Linked DNA regions of Mus musculus: region 1 is linked to region 2. Evidence: chromatin loops called from intact Hi-C (ENCODE). Cell type or tissue: left cerebral cortex. All regions are shown on one strand. Each heading gives the region's core, and the rest is flanking DNA. Links, peaks and the distances in the headings are about the cores only. Region 1 overlaps Zfp429 (zinc finger protein 429). Region 2 holds the start of Zfp455 (zinc finger protein 455).

The links. Peaks named below come from ENCODE experiments on the same cell type or tissue, not always from the same donor. Only the 100,000 strongest peaks of a DNase experiment are listed, where the experiment ranks them.
Region 1: a loop joins it to region 2, with 23 times the contacts of the local background. A loop is called at or near these places in 5 of 42 quality-filtered maps.

The regions. Positions count from the first base shown.
Region 1 is chr13:67,393,103-67,399,547 of GRCm38, forward strand. Zfp429 (zinc finger protein 429) reads right to left here. Exons shown (of 4, transcript NM_001080941.1): 2 at 3,528-3,654; 3 at 2,942-3,037. Among named protein-coding and RNA genes, the nearest start is that of Zfp429, 3.4 kb to the right of the region's middle. In left cerebral cortex, for the core only: no CTCF peak of the experiment used is centred there; no DNase peak of the experiment used is centred there.
Region 2 is chr13:67,194,408-67,200,852 of GRCm38, forward strand. It overlaps Zfp455 (zinc finger protein 455), which reads left to right and starts at 99. Exons shown (of 4, transcript NM_001048204.1): 1 at 99-187; 2 at 4,126-4,252; 3 at 4,742-4,837. The coding sequence starts at 182. In left cerebral cortex, for the core only: no CTCF peak of the experiment used is centred there; no DNase peak of the experiment used is centred there.

The DNA.
Region 1 (6,445 bases), core at 2,550-5,049, 200 kb after region 2:
ATGCTAAAGTATCTTGATAATAACTCCAAAATCATAACTAAGTTCTGATGATGCTATAATCATCAACTTAGTGACTATGGTAAGTCTACATGCTAACTAAACCATAAGGACCATCTTGGGTTTCCCTGGAAACTGTCAAGGCACAATAGGTTACCAGTACGTGCACAGGTCAAATTCATTCATCAAATTACCCTCGCTGTGTAGGTTGCTTGGAACCTTCTTTTATTCAGCCGATGTTGCACAGTATCTACTAAGCTGAACAACTACCATCTTCATAAGTCTAGTTGTGCCTGCTAAATACAATCACAGCTGGCCTTGTTCAATGTTCGGATTCCTTCAGAAATGGGTGTAATAGGCAAGGTCAGCTAATTGATTCTTCAGTCAGTTACAGACTGAACTGCTATACTCTCCTTCCCATCTTTGTTCACAAAAGATGCCTCTCTTCCAAGTCTACTGACATCTCTAAACCTCTTGCTGGCATATAACTTTTCTCTGTGTAGGTCAGTGTAAATATTTTAAGAAGATTCAAAGAATTCATATTTGAAATTATACCTCTAATAAAAAGATTAAATTATTTAAAATAATGCTCATCATATAAATAAAGAGGGGGACAAATGTACAAAACCATGAGGCTAGGTCACATTAGGTCAGACTAAGAAACATAGGCATTATAGGAAAAGAGATTTAAAGAAAATACAGTCAGTGGTCAAATTTATTTATGTTCCTAAGTTATAAACTTCTATTCAGGTTAGAAAACACTTCTGACTTAAAGATGTCTATCTAGTCACTATGTCTTCACTAACTTTCTTAAACTTTAAGTACATGGAAAATGGTGTCATGCCAAGAAATGATAATTACTTATATGCCTTTTCATTCTTGGAAAGGCCAGACATACTATTGTCTTTTCTGTATTTTTCCTGATGAAATGAAACAAGGCACAGAGACTGTCTGGAGGACTGACCTGGACTGTGGAAAGGGGCACCACAAAGAGATCAGGACAGTGAGGCCCCCAGCTCCTCCAGGGTGTATTTATGTTCAAGTTTACTAAGAGATAAGAGGTTTGCAGTTCAGAAACTGTAATTTTTTTATTAATTTAATTTTTATTTCACATGTATTGGTGTTTTGCTAAATGCGTGTCTGCATATATGTCTGTGTGATGGTGTCAGATCTCCTGGATTTGAAGTTACAAACACTTGTGAGCTGCCATGTGGACGCTGGCAACTGAACTCTTCCTCGGGAGTTCACCAGTGATCTTAACTGGTGAGCCATTTCTCAAGTCCCAACAATTGTAATTTTTGAGGCTGAAAATTTTAATAGAGATAATTTCTTTCATTTATTAAAATTTTAATCTGATGAGAGTCACTAATCCACTGTAAGTGCCACAGAAAATATATTTAAGCCATATCTGGTAATGATGATCCACTTAATGAGTGACAGTCAATGTGCCCAAATTGTGTTTGGATTCATGCTGAATTCAAATGTAATTCATTCATAGAGACAATACTGAAGTAAGTGACTAATACCAATGTTCCATTATACAGTCCTCTGTACATGTCAAAGTTTAGCCTAAAACAGGGAGCTCAAACAAATTTATAGTCACCTTAAAGTTTACTCAGTATGGCATAATATTCAAAATCCGGTGTGGTTTATAAACTGGTTAATGAAACTGAACGCTTGAGTGAAGAAGGCTAACATACCACTGAGCTTGCATGACAGAACACATCCAGGGTAGAAGAACACGATTACTATTAGCACACTGTCCAATGGGACACAGACCTATCAGAGGAAATGCATGCTAGCCTCATCATAGGATAAGGAAGCATGGGGAACAGGACTTGCCAGCATCTGCTGCGCCTGTCTCCCTCTGACCTGTAAGCCAGACTAGGAACTCCTACTCCTAATCTGCAGGGAAGATGGATTACTCCTCCTGTCTCACAAGGCAGGGGATGGATCCTCTCATGCTGAGGAGGATCTTGGACTCAGCACCACAGTCTAGATGTCTCAAATGCAAGCACTCAATGCAATTACCCTGCACACAGTGTCTCTTTATATGAAAACTGAGGATACTGTGTACAGAGGAACCTCCTACCAACACTGCCACCCGAATGGTATGGGAACTACATGCAAGTTCAAATGGCCCTGCCCTGTCCGTTGCTTTCATTTCTCCTCCCCCTACCAAAGCTAATCCCTGCCCTGGAGCTGAGTCTGATTCTATAAGCAGTCCTCAGCAGACTGTGAGACAATATTCGACAGATGCTACATAAGATCAGTGAGAAATGAAATGTCCAAAGGGACTCCTGTTAGTCTGAATTTATCCAACTGCTTCCCAGCCCAATTTGTCCTAATCAACAGAATGGAAATTGATGAGCTCCCTGCTTCTGCCTGCCTCTGTGTCATGGGAACGTATCATTGATTTTTTTTTTTTTTTGAGACAGGGTTTCTCTGTATAGCCTTGGCTGTCCTGGAACTCACTCTGTAGACCAGGCTGGCCTCGAACTCAGAAATCCGCCTGCCTCTGCCTCCCGAGTGCTGGGATTAAAGGCGTGTGCCACAACGCCCGGCCGTATCATTGATTTTATTAACCAAGACATGCTCACTTCAGTATGAGAGCTTTCTGGCACAAGTCTGCCTTAACACCATCAAAAAAGTGACTCCTGGTCTGACCAATACTCAGTTGCATTTCCCTGAGTGTTAAACACTACAATAGAGACTCAGCAACAAGAAAAGCCTTGGAAGTCCCTGTAAATTCGTGCACAGGGCACACTGTTTGCAAAATATAAATCCTAAGAGACTTAAACCACCATAAATGTCTGAGAGATGTTTAAGAGAGACCTAAAGAATGATGTTCATAATACATATTTCAAGGCACTTGGGAAAGCCTGGGTGGTTGTTGGATCTTTGGACTTGAACTCTGTCCCCTGACACCCACTTTCCTACATACCTGGGTACACAGTGGCCGCTCCTTGTCTCTTCATATCCCAAGGCCCTTGTCTTTGCTCCAGAAATGTCACCAGGAATGGCTTAGAGACAGCAAGACCTGTTTGGAGAACAAGAGGTTAAGATTGCTTCAGTGTTCTTTTACTCTCTCTTTCAGTACAGTGTTTATAAGGAAAGACATGATACAATAAATAACTGCAGACAATTAGTTCCTTCAAGGGTTTCTGACATGGACAGTAAAATACAGAAAGGAATGTACAATATCCTGATTCTGAGTTTCTTTAGAGGGAAAACATGAAACTGAATAGAGAAACAATTTCATTAACAAATGTGGTCCACGCCTGATGCCGGTGCATTTCTAACAGTCCCACAAGAGCAAAGGAGGCATGCTTCCAACACAGACATTTCAAACACAGTGAGGAAAAACAATGACATGTTTCTTAGCTGTACAGCAACCTCCCTCATTTTTCTTCAAATGATGGGTATGAAACTCATTGTTGAAATACTTCCATGAGATATTGTACAAAGCGGGGAAGAGACATGTTGATGGTAGGGGTGAGATAGGAATTCTCTATAGATACAATGCTCACCCAGGAACACAAGGTGGCTGAAATTCTCCAGCATCACATTCCTGTACAGATCCCACTGAGCAGGCTCCAGGCATTCCCACTCTTCTGGAGAGAAATCAATGGCTACATCCCAGAAGGACAACATTTCCTGAAATAAAGACCAATGAATAATATCACAACTATAATTAATTAAAATCATCAATAAACTCACAGCAAACCTCTGGTTTTGACATGGACCTCTGGTCCTCATATTCAAACTGCTCCTGCTCCAGAAATATTCCCTGGCTAGTATGTGCAGAAATTGTAGACATACCTATTGGGTCAGATCACAAGATCATACATAGTCCTCTGGGCTTTGTTAAGTTTCAGTTTTCTGCAGAGCTCTCTCTGATGCAGCCAGAAGCGCTTTGAACAGTAAGAGCTACACACTCATGTGTAGGAGTGCTTTGAACAGTAAGAGCTACACACTCATGTGTAGGAGCGCTTTGAACAGTAAGAGCTACACACTCATGTGTAGGAGCGCTTTGAACAGTAAGAGCTACACACTCATGTGTAGGTCTAAGGAAAAGCAATCAGAATGCAGTGAGATCTTAGGATGCTCTAATAACATGGCATTAGTATGTTCCCCTCTAAGGTTTCAACCTAACAAGTCACCTGCGGCAGCTTCTAAGCATGATGTAACTTCTATTGATGAGGCTTTAAGTCCCATTGGACAGCTTCTGCATAGGTCAGATATTGAGTGGCACTGTGGCATCTTTACGGCTGGAATGACATACAGGACATTGCTGTGGCACACTGGTATAAGAGCTAAGCAGGGCTACTGATTTCTTCTCTCCCTTGGAACCTGGCAAAGCACCTTAAATCTGTATGGATAACTCGTCCCTGTTCAGATCTTCATGTCAGATCCAACTGCAATCCCGTGAGTCTTCTGTCTGAAGTGCAAGGTGATTGCACCCTTGGGAAGAGGGAATAGCTATTGTCACAAGAGTTTATAGGACAACAAAATTATATTTTCTTTAAAGATTGACTGCGCAGAAAATAGTCTTTTGTCTAATGAGCAGCATTCAGCAGCAATAAAGAGGCCAGAACATCTCCAAAATTAACCGGCATAATGAAGCACTTTGGTGAATAGGAGTTTCTCAAGGGAAAAATAAATTGAAAGGTCTTGAAACCTTCTGTACAGCTAGTAGAGAAAGATCCTGTCTTTACGAGTATGAAAAAGCAGATTACACTTTTTTTAATGTTTGCATCACCAAGGCCACGGGAAAACCAGCAATGTGGAGAATGGCAGGAGCCCAGAGCAGAGCAAAGACCAAAACAACTCTCTGTGAGAGAATCAGAGCATGCTCACAATGGAGAATTAACTGCGGGGCTCACTCCCTATGTTGGCCAGCACTGGCTTCCTCCATTCTGCATGGGCAAGTGTCTGCTGTCTTGAGTACAATCTCCTGTGAGACCCTGGGGGTGGAGGTCCGGGGACCTGTAAACAGGATACCGTTTTGTGGGGATTATAGCCAGTACAATTAACAGCAAACATTGCAGGGGAATCAGAGACTTGCAAAATTCACTTTCAATGGGAAAGAAATGCAAATAATGTCTGACCTGAGGCAGGAACAGTTCCACCCATTAACAATTACTACCTATCCTTCCAATAACTGGGAGCTCGATGGTTACATTCCACTCAATGGAAGCCCATCCTAGAGGAAGTCTAGAGCAACAGAAAGGACAGCGCAGATGTTTTAAGAACTCTTGCATCTCCTGTCAGTGACAATCAGAGATAAATTTTCAGAGAGTCGGGCAGATCTAAAGATTAACAGGACATTGATGGGAAGTAAACATGAGAGAGAGGCAAAGAGAACGATGGATTCCTGATCAGGTTCCAAACAATACAGACTCCCCATTCCCTACCAGCCTGTCTATACTACACAGTGCTTAAAATACATACAACACAGATCATGAAGCAGCAACTCCTAGGTTGTGCCAAGTGTCAAAGAGTCTCTGAGTGTGGAGTGAGGATTAAAGACAGGAGAGGCCGAAAAAAGATGCAGAGCCAAGAAATAGACTTGGGAGGACTGCTGGTCAATACCACAGCAGCCTCAAGTTTATTATTCACCGCCCTTTTATACCTCATATTACCATGGGCAGCAAAGCTACAAGATAACAGAAACACTGGCAGAAATATACACAATGTTCATAAACTTCTTCAACAAGTCCAAGCCCTGATAATGTCATGTTGACCGGAACCATTGTGGGCCAAGCGGACATTATCTCTTTTTTTAAAACTCTCAACTGTAAAGTAGGGATGGAGGTCCTTTCAAAAGTTTAGAAAATACAGCCCTCAAGGTGAAACATGATGTGAGCTCGTCTCGATCCCACTCTGCCTTGTAGACATTCCTGCCAGTGTATCCACTCCATGCGTTTCTTCAACCCTAGTCCAAGATTTTCAGTGCATTCAGGCAGATCTGTTGGCAGTGTCCCAGAATTCCCCTAAACGACACCTGTAGTACCTCGGATTTTTCCTCTCTTAATTCTTTACTGGCAGAGAAAAGTGAACACAGTCAGACCTCAAGGCCATTGCTATAAGCTGGCTACAGAGTACACGGGGACCAGAAACCCTTTTACTCTAAAGACACAAAGGACTCTGGCAGCATCCAGGTGAGATGGGGGCAGCCAGGAATGCGCGTTTCCAGCAATGCAGGTCTGTGGGCTCTGGCACTCTCTCAGGAGCAGGTAGTCAGCTCATCACCATTAGTTTGCAATCTAGTCCCCCACTACCAAGCTGCTCCAGTGTACCAGAGAACCAAGGCAGACTCGGGCTGCTCTCGGTGTTCTAAAGGAAACCTTCACTCAGGACACAATCCCAAAAGGCCAGTCCCCTCACTCCAAAACTGCAGCCTCAGCGGTCCCAGCCAGTTCAGCACAGCAAGTCCTGGCAGCTG
Region 2 (6,445 bases), core at 1,655-4,154:
AAGACCACATTCAGTTCCAGGAATAGCTTCGCAAAGACTTCTGGGATATGTAGTCCAAGCAACTGTGCCATCACGAGGAGCCATCCAGGCAATCCCACTTTAGCTTTCGTTTTGTACATTGTGCCTTCCTCAAAGTTTTTGCGAGAGTCCTGAACGGCTGTACACGCCTGTTGTCTCTGTCATGGAGGTTGGTTCATGAAACAGCACAGCCTGGGGCTTTGTGCAAGCATCGGGCTGGGAAAAGGCGGGGAGAGTGGGTGTGGGGAAGGTGGGGACTGAGCGGACCTGGGCTTGGAGGGAGAACGGAAGAAAAGAAGCTGTTGGGATTTGTTGTGCTGATCTGGCTGGGTCACGTGAGGTTGCAGTTCTGGACCAGGAATGGGGCGATTGGGATTGTGTCTGAGGTGAGGGTTTTCATAGGACACCGCAGGGTGTCTTGGACATAGGAACAGACTGGTAGCAGGGGTCAGGATTGCAAGCTAGTGATGGTGAGATGACTACTTGCACCTGAGGCAGTGCTGGGAACTCTTTGACAGCTTTGCTGGGAAGCATGCTCCCCTAGCTGCCCCATTCTCAGGTGGATGCTGTCAGATGCCCCAGTCAGTACCTTTAGAGCAAATGGGGTACCTGGCCCCACTATCCTCTGTACCTGGCCTCCTCCTACGGTCCTGATTATGTTCATTTTCCCTATCAGTTAAGGAATTAAGAGAGAATAAAAATCCAAGTCCCAACAGGTCATAGATGGGAAAATCTGGAACAGAGCAGAGAGATCTGCCAGGATGGGAGGTCACTGAGAGTCTTTGACTATAGGTGAGGAAACACATGTAGTGGATACACAGAGGGAAGTCAGCAAAGCAGGCAACCTGCCACCTGGTTTTACCTTGAGGGCTGGGTTTCCTTAAACCTTGGATAGGTTTCCTGTTCATAAAGTAGGGTTGAATAATTGTAAATAAGACACAATGTCTGCTTGGCACACTATGATTATGTCAACGTGCCTTGATCAGGCCTTGAACCTGAGAACGTTTATGAGCAGGGTATTAGTATCTGGTGAAAATCTCGCGTGGCCTTGTTTTAGGGGGCCAGGCTTTTGTGTCAGGTCAGCAGGGTAAGGAAGAGCTCACAGACCTGTGTGTATTCTTGTGACTTAAAGTAAACAGACCTGTGATAGAAAGACACTTGAGCCTACTGTGAGGCACATTCCTGTCATCTCTGTATTTGTGAGGGGGAGGGGCAGGACCCTCTGGTCAACCCCTGCTTGATAGCAAATTCAAGGCCAATGTAGGCTACCTCAGTCTGTGTCAGAAAACATTTAATCATGCTTGATGGACGTGAGAAATACTCTCTATGATTCATTCCATGTCTTCCAGTGAGAGCCGTGGAAAACCCCTGCAATCAACACTTTGGTGTCTTACAAAGTACACATGCTTCCCTTCTGCCGACCCAATCCATGTGGGATTCAAACTTTGTTTTCACTAACATGCTCTTGTTAAAGATGGTACATTTGGGTGACTATTTGTTTGGATTTACTGTGTGAGGAAGGACTCTCCTCTTTCCCTTGCTTGATTATTCTTCCTATTGACAGTGAATGTTCACTCCTTTTGGATAGTTAAGTTTGTGTTAGATTCTGCCATGACCTGAGGATGCTTTCTTCTGGTCTTCCCTGAATTCTTCCAGTTTGCTCCGTCCATATCTAGGCAGAGACTCCATCATTTCTTCATTGCCTTTCTGCAGTTCTTGAATGATGCAGGCTACTGTAGTTTATGTTCATGTGTCATTTTCTGCCTCTTTTTCTGGGATATCTTCCTGTGTTCCTGTCCCAGAGGTTTAGCTGCTTGCAAATGCTTCTTACAGTTAGCTGGAACAAGCCCACGTCCTCCACTGTCCCTCACATGGGTACTGCTGTCTGCAACCAGTAAAGGAAACTGCTAGTGTGGGATGCCGTCCTCTTGCACAGGTTTAAGTCCAGGTCCCCTTGGTGTGTAGTTGTCCCCCTGATCTCCCAGGCCTCTTAATGTTAGTATGAGGGAAGGAGTTACTTGTCTGTACAACTCATGTATGAACCTTGCTGTGTTAGACATGTCATATCTGGAAAACTGGAGAGGAGGTGTGTTTGGTGATGACAGTCAGATCCTGCTGATCTGCATGTGTATGTCAGAGGCCATGAAGAGAAGTTACATGATTTGAACATTTGTCAAACACATATACAAGTAATAAACCTGAGCAGTGCAGATCCTCAATACATTGTCATTTTCTGTTATGAAACTCTCTGTTAGCCGGGCGTGGTGGCACACACCTTTAATCCCAGCACTTGGGAGGCAGAGGCAGGTGGATTTCTGAGTTCGAGGCCAGCCTGGTCTACAAAGTGAGTTTCAGGACAGCCAGGGCTACACAGAGAAACCCTGTCTCGAAAAAACCAAAAAAAAAAAAAAAAGAAAAGAAACTCTCTGTCTTCACAGAGTCCTCCATAGTCTTTTTCAAGTAAGGTGACATATAATGAGTTAACAGCTGTGTCTGCTTGCCTGATCAGTTCTTTCATATTCTCTATTCCATCCTTTACTGAATACACTCCACCTACTGGTGCTTTAAGAAGACACATAAACAATATACAGACTACTAAAATCCAAAAATACATCTAGAGGCCTAATGTATGGAACAAATGTGTTATTTATTTTAAAAATAAATCATCGTTATATAAGGAATGTTTTTCAGAGGGAAAACAAAGATGATTACATTTGGTCTTTCATATTTTTCACATTTTATTCCATTTCCTGAGTTGTATGATTTCAAGACATGGTAGCTCCATTGTGAGCATGCTGTGTTTCTCTCACAGAGAGTTGTTTTCATCTTTGCTCTGCTCTGGGCTCCTGCCATTCCCTACATTGCTGGTTTTCCCACGGACTTGGTGATCCTGTGGTTGAAAAGGGTGTAATCCGTTTGTTCTCACTTACTTGTAGAGACAGGACCCTTCTCTACCAGCTTTAAAGAAGGTTTCAAGACAGTTCAATTTCTTTTCCCTTGAGAATCTTCTGTTCACCAAAGTGCTTCATTCTGCTGGTGTTTTGGAGATTTTCTGGCCTCTTCATTTTGCTGAACTCTGCTCATTAGACAAAAGGCTATTTTCTGTGCGGTCATTCTTTAAAGAGGATATATTTTAGTTGTCCTATAAAGTCTTGTGACAATAGCTATTCCCTCCTCCCAAGGGTGCAATCACCTTGCACTTCAGACACAAGACTCAGGGCATTGCAGCTGGATCTGACATGAAGATCTGAAGAGGGACAAGTTGTCCATACGCATTGAAGGTGCTTTGCCAGGTTCCAAGGGAGAGAAGCAATCAATAGCCCTGCTTAGCTCTTATACCAGTGGGCCACAGCAATATCCTGTATGTCATTCCAGCTGTAAAGATGCCACAGTGCCACTCAATATCTTGACATATGCAGGAGCTGTCCAATGGGACTTAAAGCCTCATCAATAGAAGTTACATCATGCTTAGAAGCTGCCGCAGGTGACTTGTTAGGTTGAAACCTTAGAGGGGAACATACTAATGACATGTTACTAAAGCATCCTAAGCTCTCACTGCATTCTGATTGCTTTTCCTTAGACCTACACATGAGTGTGTAGCTCTTACTGTTCAAAGCACTCCTACACATGAGTGTGTAGCTCTTACTGTTCAAAGCGCTTCTACACATGAGTGTGTAGCTCTTACTGTTCAAAGCTCTCCTACACATGAGTGTGTAGCTCTTACTGTTCAAAGCGCTCCTACACATGAGTGTGTAGCTCTTACTGTTCAAAGCGCTCCTACACATGAGTGTGTAGCTCTTACTGTTCAAAGCGCTCCTACACATGAGTGTGTAGCTCTTACTGTTCAAAGCGCTTCTGGCTGCATCAGAGAGAGCTCTGCAGAAAACTGAAGCTTACCAAAGTGCAGAGGACTATGTATGACCTTGTGATCTGACCCAATAGGTATGTCTACAATTTCTGCACATAATAGCCAGGGAATATTTCTGGAGCAGGAGCAGTTTGAGTATGAGCATCAGAGGTCTACGTAAAAACCAGAGGTTTGCTGTGAGTTCATTAGTGGTTTTAATTAATTACAGGTGTGGGATTTTTCATTGGTCTTCATTTCAGGAAATGTTGTCCTTCTGGGATGTGGCCATTGATTTCTCTCCAGAAGAGTGGGAATGCCTGGAGCCTGCTCAGTGGGATCTGTACAGGGACGTGATGCTGGAGAATTTCAGCCACCTTGTGTTCCTGGGTGAGCATTGTATCTTAGAGAATTCCTATCTCACCCCAACCATCAACATGTAGCTTCCCTGCTTTGTACAATATCTCATGGAAGTATTTCAACAACGAGTTTCATATCCATCATTTGAAGAAAAATTAGGGAGGTTGCTGTACAGCTAAGAAACATGTCATTGTTTTTCCTCGCTGTGTTTGAAATGTCTGTGTTGGAAGCATGCCTCCTTTGCTCTTGTGGGACTGTTAGAAATGCACCGGCATCAGGCGTGGACCACACTTGTTAATGAAATTGTTTCTCTATTCAGTTTCATGTTTTCCCTCTAAAGAAACTCAGAATCAGGATATTGTACATTCCTTTCTGTATTTTACTGTCCATGTCAGAAACCCTTGAAGGAACTAATTGTCTGCAGTTATTTATTGTATCATGTCTTTCCTTATAAACACTGTTCTGAAAGAGAGAGTAAAAGAACACTTAATCAATCTTAACCTCTTGTTCTCCAAACAGGTCTTGCTGTCTCTAAGCCATTCCTGGTGACATTTCTGGAGCAAAGACAAGGGCCTTGGGATATGAAGAGACAAGCAGCAGCCACTGTGTACCCAGGTGTGTAGGAATGTGGGGACCAGGGGACAGATTTCAAGTCCAAAGATCCAACAACTGGCCTGGCTTTCCCATATGTGCCTTGAAATATGTATTATGAACATCATTCTTTCGGTCTCTCCTTCACATCTCTCAGACATTTATGGTGGTTTAAGTCTCTTAGGATTTATATTTTGCAAACAGTGTGCCCTGTGCATGTATTTGCAGGGACTTCCAAGGTTTTTCTTGTTGCTGAGTCTCTATTGTAGTGTAAAACTCAGAGAAATGCAACTGAGTATTGGTTAGACTCGGAGTCATTTATTTGCTGGTGTTAAGGCAGACTTGTTCCAGATAGCTCTCTGTACTGAAGTGAGCATGTCTTGGTTAATAAAATCAATGACACGTTCCCATGACACAAAGGCCAGCAGAAGCAGAGTGCTCAACAGTTTCAGTTCTGTTGATCAGGAAAAATTGAGATAGGGAGTAGTTGGATAAAAGTCAGACTAACATGAGTCACTTTGGATAGTTCATTTCTCTGATCTTAGCATTCTCTGATCAAAGCATTGACTTACTCTACTTGTTGTATTGCGCCAATAGGTACAATAATTTAACTGAGGCTAATTTGCTTATTCAGCAAAGTTTTAACACTAATTTATTTCCAGGGTCAGGTCATTAGACCTAGGAAGAGAAGGCTGAGAGAGCTTTTAAATCTATTAGGTGTTCATAAATGGATTCTCAACAATCCAGTTAGGGAACCATTGACTGTGTGCCTCTTTCATGATTCTGTTTTATTTAAAGAAAATACTTATATTGTATACAAGCACTAAGGCTTATTTGGATATATACACAGTCATAAATCATTTTTATAATATTTTTAATTAGGTACTTTCTTCATTTACATTTCCAATGCTACCCCAAATGTCCCCCACACCCTCCCCACCCCATCCCACCCCTACCCACCCACTCCCACTTCTTGGCCCTGGTGTTCCTCTGTACTGAGGTATATAAAGTTTGTAAGACCAAGGTGCCTCTCCTCCCAATGATGGCCGTCATAAATCATTTTTAAAAAATCAGAAAACTTTATTTCTAAACCTGATATTCCCAGTACATCAAAGCTAGTAAAGTCTTTTGTCTATAGAGTCCAGTCATGGGTAGCCAATGTGGTTATCCCTATAAGAACTATTATGGCTAATATGAGTCCATTGCGAGGATGAGATCTCATGGTCTTTTCTTTAGGTCTCCTGTGTGTATATATATCCACTGGCTTCCCCGTTTGTATTGGGAGCAGGGCTGAAGGTCACTGGAAGGTGACTCAGAACGACTGCTCCGGGCAAGCTTTCACAGTCCACATCTCCTCCTCCCCAGGCCACGTTGCTTTCTCTCCCTGGCTGTGGTGGGCTCACATGTATCGCATATACTTTAGTTAAAGTGAGTACCCACAGTTTAGTCTGCTGTGCTGACTGACACTGTGGCAGGGCCTCTGTCGTATATTGTCTCACACTCTGCTGAGGATGGCTTACAGACTCTGACATTGACCTCTCAGTGCAGGGATTAGCTTTGTTAGAAGGAGGAGAAATGAAAGCAATGGACAGGGCATGGCCATTTGAACTTGCATGTAGTTCCCATACCATT